3 separate regions of the Homo sapiens genome follow, and regions 1 and 2 are each linked to region 3. The links are chromatin contacts, found by Hi-C or POLR2A ChIA-PET in ENCODE. All regions are on one chromosome and are shown on one strand. Each heading gives the region's core, a stretch centred on a gene start or an enhancer-like site at or near the end of the contact. The rest is flanking DNA. Distances are from core to core; before and after follow the strand shown.

Region 1 (4,148 bases), core at 1,547-4,046, 390 kb after region 3:
GACCAGTGGCACATTTGTGAGATGACCAGCGGCGGTTGGGGCTGTGTCTAGGAGCAGTTTTCTTTTTGTGAAGTTAATGGGCACATATGGGGATTGAACAAGCTTTACCATTCTTTCAGCTCCTCCTTCTTCCCTGGTCATGGATTTGAAAAATTGCCATTGAGACTGCAGTCAATGATCTTCTCCTTTCTGTTTTATGTAATTAATTGCCATTAATAGAAGATACCAGTCATGAGATAAATTTGGTTGAAGATGAGGTTAGACAATGAGACCTTGACTGATAATTTAAAATTTTAATTTTCTTTTCTTTTTTTTTTTTAAATTTGCTCCTTACCCCCTACATCATCTCCTACATCTTCCTAACTATCCTATGTGGTGTCCTCACTGATCTGATTGATGTTGGCCAGTATGAAAATAGTTTTTGTGGGACTATAGCCTGTTTACAATAAAAAGTAACACAATTAACTTAATTCTATAGCTTCTGAAACTGAGGTAAAAGTCATACTGAAATTCTGAATGCTTCATGGTAAACATACCTGAAAAGCCTGCTTCTACTGGATCTTCTCTTTCTTTTTGACTCTTAGTTTCAATGAAAAATGAAGAGCTTCTACTTATTGTAGAAGTCTTGATAATTTAGAACAATAAATAACAGTATGGAAGCAATTGACAGACAATTGTTTTCACAATGCTAACCAGGGTTTCCAAGTTGAACTATTTAACCCCAAATTTAAACAAAGCAGGCGTCTTTGTTTTAAGTGATAACACCTGTGCACAACCTGATGCCTGGTTGGACTAATAATTAGAAATAATATAGCAATTATTTATTGAATGCTTACCATGTGCTATTCATTGTACCCCAAATTTTAGTGTGTTATCTCATTAATTCTCATAGCAACACTATAAGGTAGATTTTTTTCCCCATTATAGATTAGAGAACCAAGTTTAGAATAGTTAATGTCAGGGTTAACTTACCTAAGGCCATGCAGTTAGTAACTAGAAGACTAAGTCTTTCTGACCCCAAAATCCCTTTGCCCATGTGCTTTTTTTGCTTGACTTCTTTGTTCCTTAGATAATCTTATTTTATTTATTTTTAAATAATAATAATATGGACTCAGTAAGATTATGTAGGGCACTGTATAGGTAGGAAACTGTTTAAACACGTATTTATATATAAAATGATAGAGCTGAATTTGATTATCCTCACACATCTATTAGTCTATAAATTGATGTCAAGAAATAGAGAATTTCAGCCAAGCAGGAATTTCTCTGAGAGAGGTTTGGTAATATTCATGGAGTCTAAAAAAAGGGGGAAAGAAACCAGGTTGGCAAACAAACAATAAAGGGACTAAAAAGGGGTGCCTTTTCTATGTAAAATCAAGAAATTAGAAAACTTCCTATTTTAACACATTATTAAAAATCACTTATTTTCTCATGATTTTCATTATAACAAAAAATCAAATCCAGAATCCTTTAGCAGGCATTCAGGATGCAGGGCCTCCTGATGCCAGAGTTAATAGCTTGTGATGAGAAACTGGCTGCCATGATCATATGTGGTTTGTGGGATCAGAAGTATGTTTGGTGTACTCATTTTCTAAATTAAATCTGTCCGGTCTGGATATCAGAAAGTAGGTTATCATTGATAATTCATTATCATACGTCTCAAATGATATTCCATGGAAGCCTTGGCCTTTTAAGATAGATAACAAAATAGTAGTAAATATTATCATTAGGTAAAAAAGGGGACGGCTCTGTGCCTTGGATATCTGTAGTAGGACCATTATCATTGTAGGAATGTGTTGAGAGAAGCTATTGGCATGCTAAAAATACACTACTTTAATAATAATCCATGCATAAAGGACCAAGAGAGAAGATATGGCAGAGAACTAATGAATTCTGGATCTTTTCCATATTTACCATTTCCACCAAAAAAATTAAATGCCGAATATTAAATTATAATGTTTAAACATAAAAAGTGAAATCTGTAATGTTAAAATGAACTTGAATCATGTAAATGTTAAATTTTTATTTAAAATGCGTCTCATTTTATTTATATTCAAAACAGATGCATGATTTTAAATACAGGGCGGTTGTAATATTCTAAGCACATATTTTAGGGACTTCCTCCCTTTTCCAAATCTCACTCAAGTGGAACATACACTCATTTCTGTAACAAAAATTCTTTCTACTCTATTGGCAAAATGAATAGCATCAACTCAAAATATTTAAAAATTTAGTCACATCCACATCCTGCAGCCTATAAGGAGCTTTCACGCTTTTGGGCTCGCTTTAGATCTTTAATACCCTTTCCTTTTGTGTCAAGGAGCTCACGAGGCGTAAAGAAGCACTGATAAACCCACTTAGATCCCTTCCTGGGCCGTCACCTCTCGCTGCCAAGCGGCTTTAGGTGGTAACTGATCTGTGACAGGCTGCCAGTCAAACAGAGCATTTCTGAAAGCTGACACAAAAGACTGAACGCTGGAGAATGGATAGGAAAAATAAGAAAAGGACCCAAACTGTATCAGTGCCCCCCACTCATCTCGGTCTGTTCCTCTTCGCTACCGCCCCCACCCTCTGGCCCACCCCTACCCTCCCTAACCTTTTTTGGTTGGTTTTTCTCTCTTTTCTTTTCTCATCCTCTTCCCTCCCAACCGCCCGCCTCCTCCCTCCCCCAGTTCCCTTTCCCAGAGCACAGCCTTTCCCCCCTGCTCTCTCTGGCTGGCTCCTTCTTAGTCAGGTTCATGGCAGGGGCAGCGTAGAGTGGAGAGATAGAGATCAGCAGCCCTTCCAAGCGGGGACTGCCCCAGTGCACTGCTGATAATAGAGGCAGAAGTGAGAGTGACAGTCAGATGGAAACTGACACAGGCCTTCTGTCAATGCCGCAGCTGCCCGTGGGACTGAGGAGGAAAGAGAGAGAGAGGGAGGGAGGGAGTTGAGCTGAAATGTCAGTGCCGATAACTGCACCAGCTCGCTATTTTTCTATGTAGGTGTCGTTCTATTCCACATGTGAGGCAAGGTTTTTTCCAACTCCGCAGCGCTTGCTGTTTCTTCTTGGCTGCTGTGAGTGTGTGAAGGAGCAGCTTACTTGGTGAAATCCTCACTTAATTTCTTCTGGTGCTGTGGAGCCCCGTTGTGTGATTGTGTTTGACAGTTTTTGTTCTCACAGCCTTTTGAGCATTTTAAAGATTGATAAATCTTGTCATATGAGAACCCCGAATGATGCCCGAATATTTCACATTCTTACAGCTGTAGATCGTTTCTGTATTTTCCTACATTAAAATAAGGCAAGAAAATATTAACTGAGAAATATGGGCAGTGACTCATTTTTCTGCCCAGGAGAAGGTTATGCTGAAAATGTCCCCAACAACAGACTTTTTATCTTGACTTTGGGACCTCTCTGGAGAGAACTTTAGGGTAGCTCTTCTTGTGTAATTAATTGTTTTCTTGAATTTTAAGAGTCGTAGTGGTACCATTGTTTATCAATAGATCCCATATTTCTATTTCTGAAGGTGAACTATTTTTAAATAAAATGACCAAAATGTATCTCTCTTTCTCTCTCTCTCTTTCTCTCTCTCTCTCTCTCTCTCTCTCACACACACACACACACACACCACACACGAAATAAAATAACAGTGACTGATGGTAACTATAGTTTCAGTTATACAACAAAGTGATAAAATCCATGAAGATACTTCAGTTCTGCTGAATCTCTACTTAACATCTCCAGTGGTTCAGAATCTCTACAAGGCTAGTAGCAGCTTAAAGTTTGAAGGATTTTTGTAACCCAAAAAATCAGGATCACCTGACATTTTACCCTGAGCTCAGTCCATTACAAATCATTTCTTCTTTTCTTTTTGAGAAAGTTACCAGCTGGGATCTTCTTTCTTGGCTATACTAAGGGCAAACCAAAAATCTGCACTAAAAGGGATGGGTGCAGATGAACTCATTTCACTATTGCGTATTTAAATAAAGGTAAGTGATAATAAACATGTTAGGTGATAGGTGATATAAAGATTATTATCCTGACAATCACCTCTTTCTAGGATGTTGCATTATGGAAGCATTGTGAGACACAGACACACACACACACACACACACACACACACGAGGGAGGGAGGAAGCAAGGGAGAGAGAAGATATCCCATGGGGGA
Region 2 (4,041 bases), core at 1,278-3,777, 450 kb before region 3:
CTATGAAGAATGTCCTAAAGGTTATTTTTGAAGTATTAAAAGAAGAAAACACTATATTGACAAACTAAATTTTACCTAGAATTTGCCTATTGAAGCTTAAGAAATGCCTGGTTCAATTATCCATTGGCAGGGTAATTCAATCCATTTGAATAGATAAATGTGGTTAGGATATGGTTCCCTGATCCAAGCCTTGTTAAGAGTTCGAGAACATACTGAAAACCAGTGCTTTTTAACTTAACTGATATTGACTAAAATGCTGAAAAGATGACAAGCCCTAGCAATAACTATTTTTAGCTGATATTTTAGACCTACTGTTCCTGGTGCACATGTATTATTAGGTCCCTAAATGGTTTTCATGTTTTTTATATACTCAATAGCATATACAGATATGGTATATATAGTTATACTATATATAGTATGGATACATAAATATAGATATATGTGTGATATGGATATATACATATACAAATCCACCTCTGTGTGTATCATTTCCAAAATACTCATTCACAAAACAATCAACCCAAATTAAATAAACCATAAACAAAATCTCAAGGTGCTCAAGTAACTCTAGGAACTAAGTCACATCCACTTAGGAACACTAAATTCTTACTTTCTTGCTTGCAGTCCAGCAAACTTAAGGTAAAACAGTAACTACATAGGGGTTTTAGTTATGTTTATTTTTCCTAAGCAAATTTTTCTCCAAGAATGTTCAGCTTGCTGAAATTTTCAGAAAATGCTTGAGATGGTGGGTTCTTTTTTTGAGTTTCGGTACTGGTATACTTTACAGCAAAGTGACAAAACTGTACTTAGAGATAAAAATCTATATCCCAAACAAAATTTTACAGTATTACTGGTTATTCTGGGATGATTTTCTTCGAAAACTTCCCATTACAAACAATATGTTTCCTACACTATCCCGTCTGCCTTGGTAGTATACTTTTCACACACAAAATTGTACGTAACGCATATACCAGAAATACGTCAAGGCACTCTTTTATTTAAATAAGCTCCCACATTCTGTTTTTATTGTTCAAAATGATCTGAATGCTCATAATTGATGTAATCAATTATGTCACTAAAATTTTGGCTATGCAACATTTTACAAAATATAGGGACTTTTCATCAGCACCTTAGATTTGTAGTTGGCAATGTGAGTGAATAAGGCAAACAGGAATAGAGGTGTGGCAGAGACCTAGGGGTGTGAGAAAATGGGGCTTCCTTTACCCACGGGACACGTGGGAAAAAAAACTTATCCACGTCTGCAATAAATGTACTTTTATGTTAGGTTTCATTAAATGAAACACGTATTACATACCTCGTCAATGGATTAGAATGTCTGAAGCAGTATCAGCTTATGCAAGAAACATGAGGTTTTTATCCATGATTCTTAGAAACACTACTCCTAGAACTGGTTGAAGGCTTCTTAATCTAAGACATAATGAAAAACAAGCTCACCCAATAAACAAAGAGAAATCCTATTTTAAAAACATATGGTTTAAACTTCATCCTACCTCACTAAAAACCTGCATGCTACTATAGGGATGCCTGTATTCCCTAAGTGTCGAGACTCAGTCTCATCCAAGACTAAACGATCTCTTTGAAAATTTGGGCAAGCCCTGGGGGAAATTTTCATAAAGATATGTTGTTGGATTTTTTTTTTAAGCACTCTGAGCCTCCACAACATATTTTATTATTAAAAAGAAGAATGTTTCCGAAAAGGGGCAGAGGAGAAAAGACTGAAATCAGGGCGACGTTGAAAACCGGCCAAGGATGCAACACACAGCGCCGCAAGCTGAACCACATGGAAGAGGGAACCTCTCTTAACTGTTGGAGCGCGAAAGGACCTTTCGCTCTCGCAAACAAGGTAAATTTCAGCCCTCAAGCAGCGAGACCACCGTGTAAAAGTTCAAGTGGAGCTCATCTCCTTCCTCTCACTCCCAGCACTGAATTCTCAACCAGAACAGCCCAGCAGGAAAGGAGCCGGCATGGGGTGCCCCTCTGCAGCCGACCGTTTTCCTAGAAGGCCTAACCGCTCAGACGGGCAGGGGAGGGGGGCGGGCGGCCCGGGAGAAACCGAGTCCCCGCCGGGTCCCCACCGTGTGGCGCCGACCGAAATAACTCCAGTCCAGCTGCAAAAACCCTCCCGAAAACCCAAGCTTCTCCGGCACAACTTCGGTCTCTCCAGCCTCATTCCTCCCCGCACTCCGCCAAACTGCTCGCCCTGCCCAGCGCAGCGGATGCAAGCGCTCCCCGCCCCGAGCGGCTACCTGTCCCGCGGGCCGGGGATCGCGGGCCGGGGATCCCGAGCCTCACCTCACCTCAAGCGAAGGGCAGCGCGCGGGCGCCCGCGGAAGAGCCCAGGGAGCATGGCTCCATGTAGTCCCTCCCGGAACTTTCCTGACATAGCACTTCTCTCCTCCGCTGCAGAGAACAACGCTGCCAGGCGGAGGAGGAAGGAGGACAACGAAGAGGAGGTGGTGGCGGCGGCGGCGATACAGGCGGCGGTGGCGGGAGCTGGAGCTGAAAGTGAGGAGCATCGCGGACGAGCGCCGCCGCCTCGCGAGCCGCCGAGGGGTTCCCGCCCCCAGGGTAACCAACGCTCCCTCTTAAAGGCGCCGGCCCCGGTTTTAGACCGGGAGGTGAGTGAGAGAAGAGAAAGAGGGAGGAGGCAAGTAAAAAGGGAGGGGGCAAGTAAAGAGGGAGGAGGCAAGTAAAGAGGGAGGAGGCAAGTAGAGACGGAGAGATCCCTGGAGGCCACGCCCGAGCTGCCCCAGGGCGGATCGCCGGCCCCTTTCGACCGCTCCCTGCCCTGAACCCCTCTATGCTCAGGTCGCATCGTTCCTCCGCCTGGGCAAAGGCATCGAGGGTACCGCAAGTGCGCCCACCCGGCACTGGGGCAACCCTCGTCGTTGGCCTGCGCCCTGCACCCCGCGCCTCGCTCCCAGACGGTCGCCCCGCCCCTAATCCCTGGCAGTCCTTTTAGGGTCCTGGTTTCCCGCTCCCACGGGCCCCCAGAGTGCACCTCCAGTGGCTACTGCCCAGTGGATTTGCGTTCCCCGAGGCTACTCGCGTTTCTTCTTTGGTTATTCTTCCTCATTTCCAACACAATGATGAGGGTCTCACGCAGGCGTCCAGAAGACTGAAATAACTAAAAGCCAGCTGGGGCCCCTAGACCAATGCTTGAAGGTGTCCCTGATGTGTGGCATGGGAGAATTGCCAGGTATCCTCCTTTACCCGGTGCTCTGTTCTCTTCCAATGGCCAATCCCCAGCTGGCCTCCCACTGGATTTCTAAAACGATTCACTTTCATCAACACATGGGCTGTAAAGATGCCAAACAACTCAGGAAGACCCCCCAGAAAAAGTATCATCTTGAGACAGTGGAAAATGCTGCTTTCAGTGACAAGTGATATTTTCAGCTATTATCAACATATGTGATCATTACTGAGGCCACAGCCTCAGGTGGTGATGCCCAGGAGGCTCCCAGCATCAGCAGCTATCGTCACCCTAGGAAGAGACCACAGCAGCAGTGGGCATGAGCAGCAGAGGGTTGCTACTGTCCACGGACTTGTTTTTCTACCTCATAGTTCCAACCCTTGCTTCTTGGACCTATGGGACTTCAGTATAGTGTTGTGCAGTTTGTACTCTGCACTGTGTCCTCTGTCTGAGGAGGTGGGCAGGCAATTTGGAGTTAAGATCTAGCCTGGGTTCCAGAGCACCAGTCCTAGCACCAAGCTCGGAGAGAGTGGCATTTCCTCATTCACACAAAGGCACTTGCATATCACTACCCTGAGACTGAACCAGAACATCTCAGTTCTTTGCCTCCTGCCACCTACAGCTGTGAAAGAAGCACTTGTGTTGAACTTGTAGAAGAATAAGGCAAGAGGAGACTATACAAAAGGTTGAAGAAACTTCTGTAACCAGATGGAGACGAAATAAGCCCTGGGCTCAATAAAAGCAGGAGACATGGTCTTGCCTGGACCAAACTTTTAAGATGGGAAAGGAGATTATCAGCGAGCAAAAGTGAAGTCAGGATAGTTGGA
Region 3 (4,087 bases), core at 982-3,481:
TAGTTCAAAGCCTTAAATATTTGTCAATACATGTGTCAAATGCAAAGAATAAAGATTCTGAAAACGCAACTCATTAAAACCATTACTCATCAGGCATTGCTGCTTGATTATTGTTACTGGTAAGATAATCAAGTGAGCAACCAGCACAATTCCTCTGGTCTTTTGTAATATCAGTATTAGAAGCCACCCAACAACGTAATTTACAAAAGTGAACAACACCTACACTCACAGAAAGTTATAACGAAGAAATACCTGAATAAATGAAAGAGTTCTCTAGATGAATTCACTAATGCTGTTTCAGTAACCCACTGAATGCCAAATATTTCCAAGGTATCTTCTTCAAAATTAGTTGGTAAAGGGTCAAGATTCAAAATCAATCTGAAATGAAAATTGTTTCAATCTCATAAAAAGTATACTAAGTACCATAATACGACGGCTCTTTTCTTTACATTATTTGAATCCATATTATACATGACATGTATAAAAAGTCAGAAAATGCCTTGGTACTTTACACATTCAAGATTACAATAGCTAGACTGTATTAAAACGTCAATCTTCTATATTGATAAAATGTACGACTAAAGTGTAATGTAACTTAAGAGGAAAAATCAACAAGAATTCTAAAAAACATATTTCTGCCTGTCTTCACCAGTAGTCTTCAGTTGTAGAATTTCATCCTTTGAGGGGACATTTAATTTTAAAACTGCTAACAGTTATTCTGAGCCATGTCTGGAGAATAGTATCCAACTAATGAAGTTGAGTATTCTATTTAAGATTTCTAACAAGGTACAACTATAAGGTCAACAAAAATAGTTTCCTCACTGAAACTGCCTCAGCAGGTATTACCAAAATATTTCAAGAACAGTTTTACTGTAATATATATGTACCTGCCCAAGGCAAAATAAGTCTATACACTTCTATATGTGCAGGTAGGATTAGAAGGAACAGGGGCAATAAAAAATGTTTGTCTCTCTTAAATATTACTGGAAAGCTCTAGAATATTATCACACTCTTTAGAAGGAAATACTACTGCAAAAGGCTCAGATAGTTAGGAATTCATTTTAAGTAGAAGAAAAATTAGTGCCCAGCTCCCTACAGTAAGGGAACATCAGTTACCAAGGAAGTTTTCCCTAATACCCCAAATACTTTAGATATGCCCTTACCAAGAAGCCAGCAGAACTGATAATCATTTGTACCCTTATGATATACTAAGCTGATTTATAAAACACGACTTGGTGAACACCAAAGTTTAATGGGCTGAAATAACTAACATTCCTAAAAAACTGGTGAATAATCAGATGAGGGAAAATGTCTCTGAGTTTTACCTACCGCTTAAGGGCTCCGCTGCAGAGGTAGGATTCTCCAGAAAAATGTTTTCCTCCTCCTCTGTTGTCAACAGCACAAGAAAAGTAAGGAGGTTTGCACCATTCCGTCCCCAGCTCCAGCTCTAAGCTGTCAGTCAGGAACGTCGATGCAGCAGAACAGTTCTCCATTGTTTACTTCATGTTCTGAAACACTTGGGGTTCGTCGTATCATTAAGGGCTCCAAAGAGAAGGTGTGAAGAGATTCCTGTTGGGGGGGGGGGGGTGGGGCCGAGAGAGTGGGGATTACTTCAGAAAGTTCTCAAGACGTCCGCCAGCAGGAAGGAAAAACAAACGAACAAACCCAGAGGCCAAATTCCCAATTCCCCCTCGCCCTCCGTCCATCAAGGCTGTCAGAACTTAAGACAAAATGCACAACCAACTGGCTGTGGCAGGGACCTCGAAATCCGGCCACTAAGTCGGGCTCTGCAGCCCAGGACAAGGTGAAAAGCAAAGAAATGTCTGCAGGACATAGCGTCCCGGGCTTGCCTAGAACTGCGCCCTCCGCAACGTTTCTAAACCACTCTCCGCCCGTTTCCCAGCAGCAGGGTGGAGAACGCTCCCTCCCCGGCTCGGGGTGGAAATTAGGAAAGCAACCCCTAGGGCCAACCCCGACCCTCCAAGGAGGAGGCGAGACCCACCAGGCCCACGCCTGGCAGCACTCGGGCGGAGAAGGCGGGGTGCCGGTATCCCGCGTACCCGGCTGCAGCAAGGACCCGGGGCGTCGGTTACCCGCGGTGCCTGTCGTACCCGCTCACATTTCCAGCTCCCGAAACCTGCCTCCTGTGACCCAGACCACCAACAGGAATCTTTGGGGTCTAAACCGCAAACAGGCGAAATTCCCGCCACCGCGCGCCCGCGCTCCGGAAAGGCGGGGCCACGGCGCAGCCCTCCCCCGGCTACCAATCGCCTCGCGATATCTGCGCGGAAACAGTCGGAGCCCCACGAATTCTCGCGAGAGTCCGTCAGTCCGGGACGAGGTACTGAGAAACTTTTTTTTTTGTACCTTTAATTGGTGCGTTCGGCTGAAAGGCGGGGCCTGGTAAAAAAAAAAAAACAGAACTGCTGCTGAGGCGGAGGAGAGGACTTAAGGACTATGGGTTTATCCTCTGGCCGGACCAAAGAGAAGATATTTACTCCAGTGAGTGCGAAGTGAGTGCCTCGTTCACACCCACAGTCGCGCCGTCCCCTCTTCCCGCTCTGGGGCCAGCAACTCTTGTTAGAATGCAGATGCCTTTTGTCCATGGACTGTGAGGCAGGCAAGTGCAACAATTAATTTTCTCTGTAACAGATGGAACAAGTAGACAGAAAATTAGTATGGATATGGAAAACTTGGAAAGCACTAACCAACTTGACCTAATTGACGTTTATAGGTGACCAACCCAACAATAGCAGAATACACACTCCTGTCAAGTGCACATGAAACATTCACTAAGCGATACCATATTCCGAGCCATAAAACAAATGTCATCAACTTTAAAAAGATTTAAATCGTACAAAGTGTATAGTCTGATCATAATGGCATTAAACTAGAAATAAAGTAGATACTTGAAATACTCTAAATATTTGGAAATTAAGAATCATACTTCTAACTAACCTGTGAATCAGGAAAAATCACAGGAAAATTAGAAAATACGTTGAATTAAATTAAAATGAAAACACTAAAATTTGTAACAGTACCTGCTTACATTAAAAAGAAGAACTCAATTCAATAAACTTTTGTCTTAAGTAACTAGAAAAAACCCCCAGCATATTGAAACCAAAGCAAGCAAAATGAATGAAATGATAAATAGTAGAAATAAATGGGATGAAATAAATGGAAGGAAATACATGCAAAAGTTGTTTTTCTAAAAGAGCAATATAATTGATAACCCCCCTACCCAAACTGATAAAGAAAATAAACAAATTATCAGTATCAGGAATTAAAAAGGTTTCATCACTATGAAATTTAGTCATTAAAAGGACAAGGATATTAAAAGAACATTATGAACATTTTTATGCCAATAAGCATAGGTGAAATGGACAAATTCCTTAAAAGACGCAAACTGTCAAAAATCAACAAAAGAAGAAAATTTGAGTATCTCTGTATTTATCGTAGTACTCAGAATCTTTGGTTAAGCCTCCCTCCTCTCTCTCTGCACACACACACACACACACACACACACACACACACACACACCACTTCTTACAAGAAAACTTCAGGCCAGGGCAGGCACAGTGGCTTTGGGAGGCTGAAGTAGGTGGATCCCTTGAGACCAGGAGTTCCAGACCAGCCTGGGCAACATGGTGAAACCCTGTCCCTTGTCTCCACAAAAAAAATACAAATATTAGCCAGGCGTGGTGGTGCTCATCTGTAGTCCCAACTACTTAGGGAGGCTGAGGTGAGAGGATCACTTGAGCTGGAGAGTTCGAGGCTGCAGTGAACTGTGAGTGTGCCATTGTACTCCAGCCTGGACAACAGAGCAACACCATTTCTCAAAAGCAACAAAACAAACAAACACTCTCCAGGCCAAATGGCCTTACTATTAAATTCTCCCAAACATTTAAGGAAGGAGTAATACCAATTCTATACTAACTCTTAGAGAAATTAGGAGATTGGATGCTTGTTTTATGAGGCTAGCACCACACTGGTATCGAAACCTGACAAAAGACAATTACAATACAATATCACATGCAAACATAAAAGCAGAAATGTTAGCAAGCAAAATCCAGCAGTACATAAAAAG

The links. A loop is a pair of places that touch in the nucleus more often than their neighbours do. ChIA-PET counts read pairs that join two places held with the same protein, here RNA polymerase II (POLR2A). Pooled maps may share reads with other maps.
Region 1: a loop to region 3 is called in a map with no recorded cell type, with 15 times the contacts of the local background. The contact joins the enhancer-like site here to the promoter of MMS22L in region 3. A Hi-C loop is called at or near these places in 1 of 168 maps with a recorded cell type or tissue (heart left ventricle), 3 of 37 single-sample maps with no recorded cell type and 3 of 50 pooled maps. POLR2A ChIA-PET finds 5 or more read pairs at or near these places in 1 of 52 experiments (WTC11).
Region 2: a loop to region 3 is called in a map of CD8-positive, alpha-beta T cell, with 6 times the contacts of the local background. The contact joins the promoter of GPR63 here to the promoter of MMS22L in region 3. A Hi-C loop is called at or near these places in 4 of 168 maps with a recorded cell type or tissue (CD4-positive, alpha-beta memory T cell, CD8-positive, alpha-beta T cell and naive thymus-derived CD4-positive, alpha-beta T cell), 9 of 37 single-sample maps with no recorded cell type and 16 of 50 pooled maps. POLR2A ChIA-PET finds 5 or more read pairs at or near these places in 3 of 52 experiments (OCI-LY7, activated CD4-positive, alpha-beta T cell and activated naive CD4-positive, alpha-beta T cell).

The regions. Positions count from the first base shown.
Region 1 is chr6:97,666,540-97,670,687 of GRCh38, forward strand. All of the region lies in intron 3 of LOC101927314 (a long non-coding RNA gene), which reads left to right. Among named protein-coding and RNA genes, the nearest start is that of MIR2113, 360 kb to the right of the region's middle. RefSeq lists an enhancer at 1,670-2,528. Within about 2 kb of position 2,797, at least 5 of the 41 ENCODE cell types and tissues checked have a DNase peak (open chromatin) inside an H3K27ac peak, as active enhancers do; they include heart left ventricle, where a contact is called at or near this core.
Region 2 is chr6:96,834,950-96,838,990 of GRCh38, forward strand. It overlaps GPR63 (G protein-coupled receptor 63), which reads right to left and starts at 2,528. Exons shown (of 2, transcript NM_030784.4): 1 at 2,319-2,528. RefSeq lists a silencer at 2,038-2,087.
Region 3 is chr6:97,280,985-97,285,071 of GRCh38, forward strand. MMS22L (MMS22 like, DNA repair protein) reads right to left here and starts at 2,232. Exons shown (of 25, transcript NM_001350599.2): 1 at 2,112-2,232; 2 at 1,330-1,569; 3 at 253-378. The coding sequence starts at 1,493. RefSeq lists enhancers at 1,809-2,068, 2,449-2,508.